Regions from separate parts of the Homo sapiens genome. Here region 2 is linked to region 1. A link is a contact called in ENCODE Hi-C data. All regions are on one chromosome and are shown on one strand. Each heading gives the region's core, a stretch centred on a gene start or an enhancer-like site at or near the end of the contact. The rest is flanking DNA. Distances are from core to core; before and after follow the strand shown.

Region 1 (5,940 bases), core at 1,081-3,580:
TCACCTTTTATCTTTAACTCTCAGAAGAAATTGTTTTTCAGAAAGAAATGTCAAAATGACATTATTCATGAGAAAAACTAGTCATGAGTTTTGGACTCTCTAGGAATGTAAACATGTTTAATAAAAGCTGGTGACAGTTTTTCGGTCTGCTGTTACTGGAAAGCCTGCTTGATTTCCTTCCCTGTGTTTTTCTGGTCTTGAGATCTCCAGTGCTTTCTGAAGATCCAGGAATGCCGTACAAATGGGAAAAGCCAGACTGTTATCTTGAACCTCTGTTTTTGAAATCTCTGTCTGATAAGGAAAAAAATATTGCAAGTCATTGTAGTTACTTGTTTGGTTTGTCACTGGAATTCCAAATATTTGCTTGGTGGTTCATGGACATGTAAATTTTGGGATATGTTACTATTGTTTAGGGTATACTGTCTGTAAAATAAGTTATTAACCCAGTGACTGTTAACTAGATCTTCCAAAAGCCCTGTCTCCTATCATTTTATGTGTATTGAAAAATTATTATAATTAGAGATTTTTTTAAACTCTTAGAAAATGAAAGTATACAGCTATGAAAATTCTGTTTGGGTAATTTTTTAAAAAATTTATTTTCAGTTCAGAGGTACATGTGCAGATTTGTTATACAGGTAAACTGTGTGTCACAGGGCTTTGGTGTACAGATTATTTCATCATGTTTGGATAATTTTTATGTTATTTTTTAATGCATTTTTATCCTTTTGTCTGTATTATTGTGCTTCCTTTTTTATTAAAGAAGAGTTGGATGTATCTTACTTTGGCTTTATGTTTAAAGTGAAACAGTAAATTGAAAGATTTTAACAGGTCGTGGTATGTCAATGAAAGAACCTAGAAATTAGCAGAAAAATGCAGGAAGCCAACTATAGATATTGGAAAAATAATACATACCATAACTTGAGTTAGGTAATGTACACTATCGAGTCTTTGAATTTCAATAAAGTATGTCAAAGTAGACATTGTATGTCATTTTCCCTTCTGTTGGGAGAACTGATAATCCGCCTACCCATCTGCCTTCCTACCTTTCTTAGTTTTCTTTCTTTTTCTTTTATTCTGCCTAAGTCCAGAAAAGATTTGGGGTCTATATAAGTAAGTTATGGAAAATAAAATACGTGAGGAGGAAGGGAAATGAAGGGAAATTGGGTACACCCTGTTAGTACCTGCATTTAAATTCTGTGAAGTTGCTTGAAGACGGATGGATCTGTGTCTGAGCTTCCTGATTAGCAAGTCTGTTGTCTATGGTGCGATTAATCTCTTCTCAGCCTAACTCTGATATAGTCACTGCCCTGTATAAGAAATGTCAGTGGCTCTCTATCACATCTATTTAAGGTATATAAGAACCCGTACCCTTTTCAGGCTTATCTTATTTTTCTCCTCAATGAACCCCACTCTGTTCAACATGTAGAGCTGCTTACCTTCCCCAGGTCCAGTTTTCTTGCTTGGAGGCCTTTGAATGACCCTTCCTCACCACTGGGAGTGTCCTGTTTACTTATCTTCAACACCCAGCTCCTACTCCATTCTTCTGTGAGGCCTTCCTGGGTGACGCTGACATTTGTTACCTCTCTCAGTTCTGGAACTTACCTTAGTACTGGGGTTGTCTTCTCTAATAGGCTTAGCTTTTTGAGGGCAAGGGACATCTAAGTACATTTTGTGGGGTGTATATAGAGTGAAGCAGTTGGCAGCTGTATTTATGGTTGCTCTCTTAGTTAAGTAATATACTGCCCAGCACACAAAAGGAGCCAAATAAGTGAAGAATAAAGGGCACTTTGTGAGGAGGCTGATTATAGTGGTGCTAGGGGCATGGAATTGGGGAGGAGGGAAGCAGTTGAATATACCTGAGCAAAACCAAACTGTTTCATATGTGTCATGAATCATATCCCTTTTCTTTTTGCTTATTCATTTGTTGACTTTCGGTTCTTTTCACCTCTAGTGCTATCCACTGAACTTCCTCCATCCCCCTACCTCCCCTTCCCTCCCGTTCCCTCCTCCACCTCCCCTCCCCTCCCCTCTCCTCTTTGACAGAGTCTTGCTCTGTCACCCAGGCTGGAGTGCAGTGGCACAATCTTGGCTTACTGGAACCTCCACCTCCCTAGTTCAAGCAATTCCCTTGCCTCAGCATCCCGAGTAGCTGGGATTACAGGCACATGCCACCATGCTGGCTAATTGTTTTGTATTTTTAGTAGAGACAGGGTTTCACTATGTTGGCCAGACTTGTCTCGAACTTCTGACCTCAGGCAATCTGCATGCCTTGGGCTCCCAAAGTGCTGGGATGACAGGCGTGAGCCACTGCACCCGGCCCCCCTCTTTCTAAGGTGGCTTATCTATTCATTGAACAACAAACATTGCAATAGGGTAGTCATTGTTTGCAAGACTTGTGGTTTCATACTGAGTTCTCTAAATGTGGGGAAGTTGCTAAGTTTGGCTCTTCTTCAGCTAGCACAGCGGTAGAAGCAGACCTACCACCCTCTTTCCTTTTAGTAACTTGAACTTCTCCCTGTTTCAATGCTTATAAACCACCTCTCTCCCAAAACAAATATGTATTGTGGTTAAGAATAGTGGAAAGAGTGACATGATTTTTAATTGTGGTTGAGCAGGAAATTGTTTTAAGTTAGTTTAGAATTCATTGATCCAACATTCTTTATACTTTTAAAAAGTAATACAGTTTTGCATACTGTATAATTAGCAGTAACTTTTAAATATACTACGTTTCTGAGGACCTTCAGTAAAATACATAGAAAGGAAAACATCCGGCTTAAAATTTGTGACTTTTCAATCTGTATACATTTTCAGTTCCTCTTATTTAAAGTGATAGACTAATAAATATTTTAATATAATGGTTGAAGTCTTTATTAAGATTAAATTAGGATCTTAAACTTTCTGTGTGTCTCCATTAAAGATGTGTTTTTGGCTTCATTATTTGACAGTGTTGTGGTATGGCATTTAATGGAGAACAAGATCTCTTACTTTGGAATGTATCTGGTCAAATGGAGTTCCTTTCATATTTGCCCAGGAAGCTTATTTTTCTAAAGATTATGGAAATAACAGATGTGGAACAAGCAAGCACTGCATGTCTTTCATTCAGAGTTCTCTGAGGAACCACCTTGGGTAGGCTTTTGTTTGTCACACACATAGCAAGTATGTCTTTACCCTGACTGATGCAATAGTCCAGCCTCCTGTGGGGTATCATCCACTAACAATAATGCCATAACCCATTAGTTGATTGCAAACTCTCTGAATCCATAGGGACTTGCCCCAGTCCAAATGAGTGACTAATTCTTAAACTACAAGGTAAAGCTGAGGTCCTAAGGGAGGAGGGACATGTTAAGGTTTGACTGTTTATTTTGCTTGTTATTACTGCAGGATCATTAAAGAAATGTTTATATCCTGTTGGGGTTCTATGTTCTTAACCACTATATAAGGATGAATAAGCTTTGTTTTTTTTGCTTCTACCTCTCTTATATTTCTTTCCATTCTCTACCCTCCCTCTCCTAAGGAAAAATGGTGTTCACACTCATTGGGTCTAAATAAACCCAAACGTCTTTTCTTTGAATATTTTATTACCTTATCTGTTTATCTATTAATGAGAAATTATACAAATGCATATTTGAAGTTCTTAGTAAAAGCCCAAGGACTTAAACGCAGCTCTGGAAACACCTGTCATCTATCTTTTATTTAGTAAATCTCCCTTTGTCCCAGATTCCTCATTTGGAAAATATGTCATGAATTTGTTATGTTGGTATCATAAAAGATGTAATTGTACAAGAGATAGTAAAGTATCACATGTTCATTTAGAATGATCACACATAAATATGTGCTTTTTTCTCTCAACCGTGACCTGTAACTATCCTTTTTTGAATGTCACAAAAATCTCATGTCTATAAGCCTCTCCACACTGATGAGATTGAGGCCTAAAACCATCATCTCCCAGCTCTGTCACAATTTCCAGATTTGTCTCTGTCTTTAGGTTTGCTCACTTTTGAGCACATAGAATTATGCCATCCTTTTCAAATTACATGTCAGCTCCTTACTTTATCCTACCCCCAGTAGTGAGCGCCTTAGTTGCCTTGCTTCATCTTTTGATGTGTTTTTACACTGTTTGTCATGCCAGCATTTCTTGTGAGCACCCTCCCCAAGACACATACACACACACACACACACACACACACACACACACACACACACACACACCACATTCTTAACCTATGGACATTTGCTGCTGTAAATTCATTATATATGGTGCATTGAAAATGTTTGCTCTGTGTTTCTTTCTGGACCTTGTGCTAGCAACTTTGTTTTGTCATTTTTGTCAAGTGATTTTCTTTTTTCTTTTTTTTTTCCAAATCAGCTAAGTCACTGATAAGATTGATGAGTATGAGAGATTGATCATTTTACAATTTCCATCCTGCGGCCATATGAGAGGTTGTATTTGGTACCTAGATTAGATCAAAGAGTGTCAGAACTCAATGGGCTGTATAACATGTGGCAGGTAGCAGAGTAAATTGGAAAGAATAAGAATACCAGAAGGAGCCAAGAAATACCTGTTGGAAACCCCAATCTGCCCTAACTAACTTTGGGCCTTTGAGAACAAGTTACTTTATCTCTCTGGATATCAGTTTTCTATCTTGTATTAGTTTCCTGTGGCTGCTGTAACAAATTACCACAAACTTGGTGGCCTAAAACAAAGGAAATGTATTTTCTCACAGTTCCAGAAGCCAGAAGTCCAAAATCAGTTTCACTGGGCTGAAATGAAGGTGTCAGTAGGACCTTGCTCCCCACAAAGACTCCAGGGGACAATCTGTTTCTTATCTCTTCTAGCATCTGGTGGCTGCTGGCATTCTTTGGTTTGTGACTGTATCACTCCAGTCTTTGCCTTTGGGGTCACATTGCCTTCTTTTGCGTGTGTGTCAAATCTCCTCCTCCTTCACTCTTATATGCATATGTGTGATTGTATTTTGGGACCACCTGGATAATCTGAGATAATCTCCCCATCTCAGAACCTTTAAGCATGTCTGGGAAGTCCTTTTTTTTCCCTAAGAGGTAACATTCACAAGTTCTAGGGATAAGGATGTGGGTATCTTTTGGGAGGTTGTTATTCAGCTACTAAACGCCTGAAATAATATCTGAAGTCATGCTGGCTTGGCTTGTAATTGCTATTCATTTCATTCATTTGTTCATTCACCAAACTTTTATTTCATGCCTAATATGTGCCAGACACTGTTCTAGGCAATAGGAATAACCCACTGATCATGCCTTTAGTAAATTCATTATATTGTTGGTGAGATTACCATACAGAATAAATGCTAAAATAAAGGTAAAAGAGACAATTTAGACTATTGGATTAATTCTTTGTATGTCTCCTTTTGCACAGTTCTGGAGCACAAGCCACCAGCATGCCTCAGTACTTGTAAATCATTTCAGTAACTACAAGGATTATGTGTAGTGTAGCCTGTGGACCAGAAAGTATTTTACAGAGGTCAAAGCACGCATCAGCTTAAATTCAATTCAGGTGTATATATTGAGTACAAAAATAAAGTTTAGACCTCCACCACAATTATACAATTTTTGTCAACCCTGGCTGCACATCAGCATCAATAGCAGGCCTTTACAAACTACTCATACCTGTCCCCCTACCCCACCTTGTGCTTGGTTCTAGGTGGAGCCCAGGGGTCCTTTAAAAAAATCTTATTAGCAGATTCTTACATGCTGAGGGCATTGAACAGAGAGAACCTGTGGTCTGAAGAATAGGAAAACCAAATACAAGGGTACTGATACAAATGCAAGTCAAAATACTGTAAGTTTTCTCAGGATATATAGAAACAAAATAGTTTGGATACTCAGAGGAAAATGAGATCACATCTGGCTCAAGGGAAATTTGAAGACGGAAGTGTTTGAAATATCCTTGATGGATGTGTAAAATTT
Region 2 (5,940 bases), core at 2,540-5,039, 320 kb after region 1:
AAATTGAATCCACAGGTCCACCCCTTGTCAACTTGGCTCCCGTAAGTCTCTCCTTAACCATACTTAATTTCCAAGTAAAGACTGTAACAGCCGCCTAACATGATGCAACTAACATGATGCAATAATCCTGCATACGACCAAAAACTAATCGCTTCACCAGAATGCAGCTTTCAAGATTTCATATTTGAGATTTTAATATTTCGAGATTGTTATTTTCAGGATTGTAGACGTGAGAGATTTTAGACCTAAGGGATTTAGACCTTAGGGATTTTGTATCTTTTCAGATTTCAACATTCAGGATTATGGCATGTGGGATTGTGTCTTTCAGGATTGTGATCTAAATCCATTTTAGAAAAGGTCATTGTGAGCTAGAGGTCTGAGGATATTTCTGGAAATATTTTGGTGCCATACAGGTTTTTTAATACTTTTTTTTTGCTTATATGTCTGCATAGAAAGAAATTGGATTATGGTAACTTTGAAATAACATTTTACATTAGGATTTAATTCCCACTTTCATTTACTATTAAATTGAGAACCTGAGATTTTTTTGGCCCTTGTTACTTTTTTTACCTTTTTCTTTGACCTATGTGTATATAACATATAATATTTGGATTAGTTTGCAATAAATGCTTACTTAATTGAATTTGAATTTGTTACATTGAAACTTTTTAAACTACCCATCTACCTAGCCTGACATTTGTATTAGCTTGTTATAGTTCTTGTAATAGAACATATATCTTTTTCCCCCACATTAGTAAACTGTAGTTTTATAAATACCCCAAAAGAAACTGAGTCACATTTCTTTACTAACATTACTGAGATGATGTGGGAAGAATTAACTCAACATTCTTAATAATGGAAATATGGTAATCAATATAGTTGATGGTTGTTTTGATGATACTTATTTTTCTTCTGAGAAACAAGTGGGGTTTTTTGTAAGTATCCAATGTCTTTTCACTCTAAAATATTTTTTCATTATCAAGAGTTAAATAAAAGAGAAGATGGCTGATGGAAAAACATACTGCAAGAATGCAGGGATGAAACGTAAATAAACCTCATGTTAAATAATGGTCAAAATGAAGAAGACACATTATTTACAGTATTTTATGTGGAATGCCCTTTCCTGGATCCTTTAAGAACTAGGATAATTACTAACTCAGTCTTCTGGAGTTTTATTCTATTTTTTATTTTTTATTATAAAAGCTGAGAGATCTTTTTTTATCAATTGTTGTTTGAAGGTGTAATTTAAACTTAAAAAGACAAAAGATGCATAGGCATATTGTATCAATATGGTGATTTTGTTATCTCTTTTGTATATTCATCATAAATTTTTGTATTCTGTTAAAAATCACTCTGAAACAGACAGTGGGTCCATTTTTCATCAGTAGATCATATTAAATTTTATTTGGAATATCTCAGATAATGATTTGTATCATTTTGGTAAGGGACAAGATGGTGAGACTGGATAATATAAATGCTAGACCTATATGGTTAGTTATTAATTACCTGTATTTCCTTAAGCTACTGTCTTTAAAGCCTGACTCCAATAGTGAGTCCTTTTGTAATCAAGCCTCCTTCGTTTCCTCATGAGTGAATTTCAATGATTGTTTTTCTTAATATAAGAAGTTCTTGTTCTGATCTCACCACAAAAAAAATGGTAACTAGCTGAGATGATAGATTTGTAGCTTGATTATGGTAATTATTTCACAAGGTATAGGTGTATCAAATCATCAAATTGTACACCTGAAATATAAAGAATCTTGATTTGTCAAATATACCGCAATTTAAAAAATGTTCTTTACATAAATGTTTTGTAGAATAAAAAAAAAAAAAGTTCTTCAAAAGAAATCTCAAATCTCCAAATGGAAACAGGTAAAAGTGGAGCTCCCCTGGTTCCACGGAGAACCTTTTTTGAGGAAACTTAGGCAACTCGCAGGTACCTTATGTCATGAGACAGAGTTTGAAAACTACAATTGACTATCTCTAAATTTCCTCCCAGGTCTAAAATGTGATGATAGTTACTACTTCAGTACATCATCCTTAAGGAAAATTATTAGGTCCACACTGTTTCTATCCTTTGAATTTTACACATAAATTTTGTAATCAAAAGTTTATTTGTAATATCAGATGGAATCAGATAATTGCTTTTTGTTTTTTCCACTGACAGGAACATAAGATTTTGTTGTGTAGCTTAAGTCAAACGCAGTTTGGAATATATATTTTTTAAAAATTGTAACTTACATATCCAAATACAATTTTTCAAGAAGTAGAGTATTCAGTAGAAATTAATCTGTGAAAGAAGAGGAATTCAGCAGTGGCCTATTTGATGAATGATTTAACGTGCTTATTTCTTCCCTTTCATCAAAACTCTGTGTCCCCTTGTTTGCCCCCTCTGACTTCATACTCTGGAGTTGACCAAGATCCCTCTTCCATCGGATTGTTCTGGGAATTTTGAAATAATCTGCTTTTTCCTCTCTTTCCCCTGTTGCTTCTGATGCCTTAGAATTACATTTTCCTCGCTGATTTAGTTTAGAAAAGAGAAAAGAGCTTCCATGACTAGTAGATTATCACTTTTGGGTTTGCTCTTGGAAGTGACAAGATGCTAGGATCCCTCTTTGGAATGTAAAATTTATCTCTTATATAGAAAGGATATAAATGTAGCACCAGAGACTATAAAACTCTGATACTATCTACTGTACTGTATAGCTGAACGCCACAATGTGTCTGGTAATCTATTGACTATCATAAATGCTATTTCTACAGAAAAGTTAGGAGGTCCATATTTCGGGCAACCAATGTATAGCTGAATGCAGAACAGTCATAGTTGGGTACTAACCATATATATGATTTATCCATCAACAGGTGCATATGCTCAGAAATTCTGTATCCATAAGAAATCAGACTACTTTCTTTTCCTTTTGCAAGTAAATTGAATTTAGCCTGAGAGGCTGAGGGGAAATTTTCACATATAAGCCACGGTTTTGTGTTTTGTGTTTTGTTTTGTTTATAGATATAGTACTAACTGGATGGATGCGATAAAATTCATAGGTGGTACTAAGATACAATAGGATTTGTGAAATGGACAATTGTCTTGCATAAATAGCAAGTAAAAAATCAAGCCTGTCCTTCATAAAAATTTTATTCTGGGGTGTGCTTGTTTTCCAAAAGTACCTCTGCTAAATCTCCTGTTAGTCCTGAAACTAGAAGGCAGAAAAGCTTCTAGTGCTACAGCCAACTGCAGTGTAGCCTGAGAAACAGGCAACAAAAATAGAACACCAGGATTGCTGTGCGTGGGTGAGGCAGAAACCACATTATGAGCAAAAGCTTCCAGTATTATTTTAGAACCAATACAGAGCTCTGTACTTCTCTCCTCTCTCTTCCAAAAACACATACTACAAAAATAAAATGAAATGAAATGTATGTGCATTTGCCCTCTTAGAATTATGATTCTTAATTTTTTTTCTTGCCTTCCTTTCTTTGGAAGCGAATCGCCAGTATGGAAACACAGTGTGTAAAGCAAGCTTCGAGAGAGGAAAGAGTTAATTGGTTTTAAGGCCCTGCGATAGAGAATTATGGTTGGAAAGATAGAGGCTGGACAGCTGGGTTTGCTGGGGTATTTTTAAATGCATTAATGCAGGCTCCAATCACTCGGCCATGCTTGACCTATTTTTGGCTCAGGCCGACCATTGTTCTATTTCTGTGCCTGTGGGCCATGCTGTTGTTGATTCATATGCAAATGGATTATCACTCGCTTTAGCCAACTTGAGCTGAGAGAGACTGAGAAAGGGGGAAGAGAGGCACAGACACAGATAGGAGAAGGGCACCGGCTGGAGCCACTTGCAGGACTGAGGGTTTTTGCAACAAAACCCTAGCAGCCTGAAGAACTCTAAGCCAGGTTTAATTGGTTTCTTTTTCTCGTGGGTAGACTTAATAATTTTCTACGTATTCTGACAAAGAAATAACCCCGAAGCACGTTCCTATTTCCCACCTGCTTGTAGTTTCCGGGATAACCTAAACTCCAGAGAGCTATAGCATCCACTCTGTCCTTTCTGCTTTGCACACAGGTTGGTAACATGGGAAAAGTGTCCAGGTCTTTTTAAAAGTGGATGCCCATTTGAGCAGAAAGGAAATCATTGTCGAAGTTGATCCTCTGCTGCTTCTCCTCAGGGAGGAGGGAGAACCAGCGAGGGTAGCTCCTGGGGCCGGTGCACTGAGCAGTGATGAATGTTTCATGTAGCTGAAGTAAGAGTGACTGGAATATGCTGCAGACAATTTACGAGAGTGACTCCTGTTTTTCCTCAGATGGGGTGGCTGGACGAGAGCAGCTCTTGGCTCAGCAAAGAATGCACAGTATGATCAGCTCAGGTAAGATCCTCTTTCATAACTGAGACGTTTTAGGTTTGAAAGGGGGCTGGCTTGGGAAATGCAGCTAAGAAAAGCACCTCTCTTAAGGAAATTGCTGCTTTTTCGTGTTGATGTTGCTATTTTCTTGGTGCGTCTGTAGGGTTTAACTTAGATCCCTTCCATTACTGTTTCTGTGCATATTCAGTCTGCTTAGGGACAGCAGCTTCTGAATGAAATTGCAAACTATTGCTTCTGATGAAAGATGAGACTGAGATAAGTAAAATGTAGTTGGGGGTGTTTTGCCTTTACTATGCAACTAGAAAAAGGAGCTGTGTACTGATTGTAAGCCTATTCTAATAGGACTTTAAAAATCAGGTAAGTTCATATTGGGGCTTCAGTTTAAACTGCAGCCCCGCTAGCCTGACGATTTTATATTTACTCTGTGCCTACAGAAGCACATCTATTTATAGACCTACCTTCTAAAATGTGTTTGCCACAGAGTTATAAAGGTAGTTTTCTTTTTTCCATTATGTGGCTTTTTCTCATCAGCCCCAAATGAAACTGTTTAGGATGAAATAAAATTGTTATTAGCAGATGCTTATTTTAATTTTCTTCAAAAACATGTGGGAAGTCTAGCATTGTCAGGCAGATGTGATGGCATAACACACATGTAAATGTGTTAAAAGCAGGTGCAGCGTTTTAAAGGATAATAGGAACAGATTCTAATTTCTAGTTTCTCAAGGAGATGAGCTGGTGGGAGATTGAGCTTGTCAGCCTTGTCAATTTATACTTACTAAATGAACATACTCTCCAGGCAGTATCACTTAACGTGTAATTATTGCCTTTCATATTTATTTCCTATGGCTATTTCCTAAAGCTTTGGGAACTCTTTGTTTCTGTCCTCTTCTGAATGTTTCAACCTAAAATTGGCTTAAAGTTCTCACTTAGATCCCACTTCCCATGTGGGCTTAATCGTAATTATAGATCACCGCCTAGATTTCCATGATAAGAATGCCACATAAAGCAGTGTTTACTTTGTAGAGCTAGGTGTGAAAGAAATATTCCACAGGTTGGCATGATGTCTGTTTTGGTGTTAATACACCTTCCCATATGGGGATCTATGTTTAAAGCTAGTTTTCTTTAAACCTTGGTTAGTTATGTTAATTTTAAGATCCTTCTGTTGACCCAATCTTTTCATGGAATCAGAATAAAATATCAATTTTGCATAATTTGGTATTTATACACTTAAGTGACAGGAATTATGTTAATGAATAGTGCCTGCTTAACAAAAGCAAACCTACCAGAATTTCAGTACAGTTTATTCTTATAGCTGCAAAGCTGACAAGGGCTCCGGGAGGGTTTAACAGGTATGTCTCTAATGGGACTGGTCATTTAACTTAGCATTTTATTTTTTAAAATATGGATGAACCCTTTGAAAATAACTATTTTAGAAATCTTTTCAGCACTATGCTTTATCCTTTTAGTCCTCACTTCTGTGTTACAAGTTTGATATTTTTTTTCATATGGTAGAAACATACATGCCTTCCAAGTAGCAAGTGTCTGCTGAAGCTAAGGCTGGCTACAGGTGTTTGCAAG

The links. Hi-C counts contacts between places; a loop is a spot of excess contacts on that map. Pooled maps may share reads with other maps.
Region 2: a pooled map shows a loop between it and region 1 (5-fold over the local background). The contact joins the promoter of HDAC9 here to the enhancer-like site in region 1. A Hi-C loop is called at or near these places in 5 of 37 single-sample maps with no recorded cell type and 2 of 50 pooled maps.

The regions. Positions count from the first base shown.
Region 1 is chr7:18,176,066-18,182,005 of GRCh38, forward strand. It overlaps a transcript of HDAC9 not described here. Among named protein-coding and RNA genes, the nearest start is that of MIR1302-6, 52 kb to the left of the region's middle. RefSeq lists enhancers at 1,447-1,591, 2,256-2,365 and a cis regulatory region at 1,510-1,527. Within about 2 kb of position 2,331, at least 5 of the 41 ENCODE cell types and tissues checked have a DNase peak (open chromatin) inside an H3K27ac peak, as active enhancers do.
Region 2 is chr7:18,491,960-18,497,899 of GRCh38, forward strand. It overlaps HDAC9 (histone deacetylase 9), which reads left to right and starts at 3,790. Exons shown (of 26, transcript NM_178425.4): 1 at 3,790-4,064; 2 at 4,303-4,365. The coding sequence starts at 4,344. RefSeq lists an enhancer at 3,519-3,568.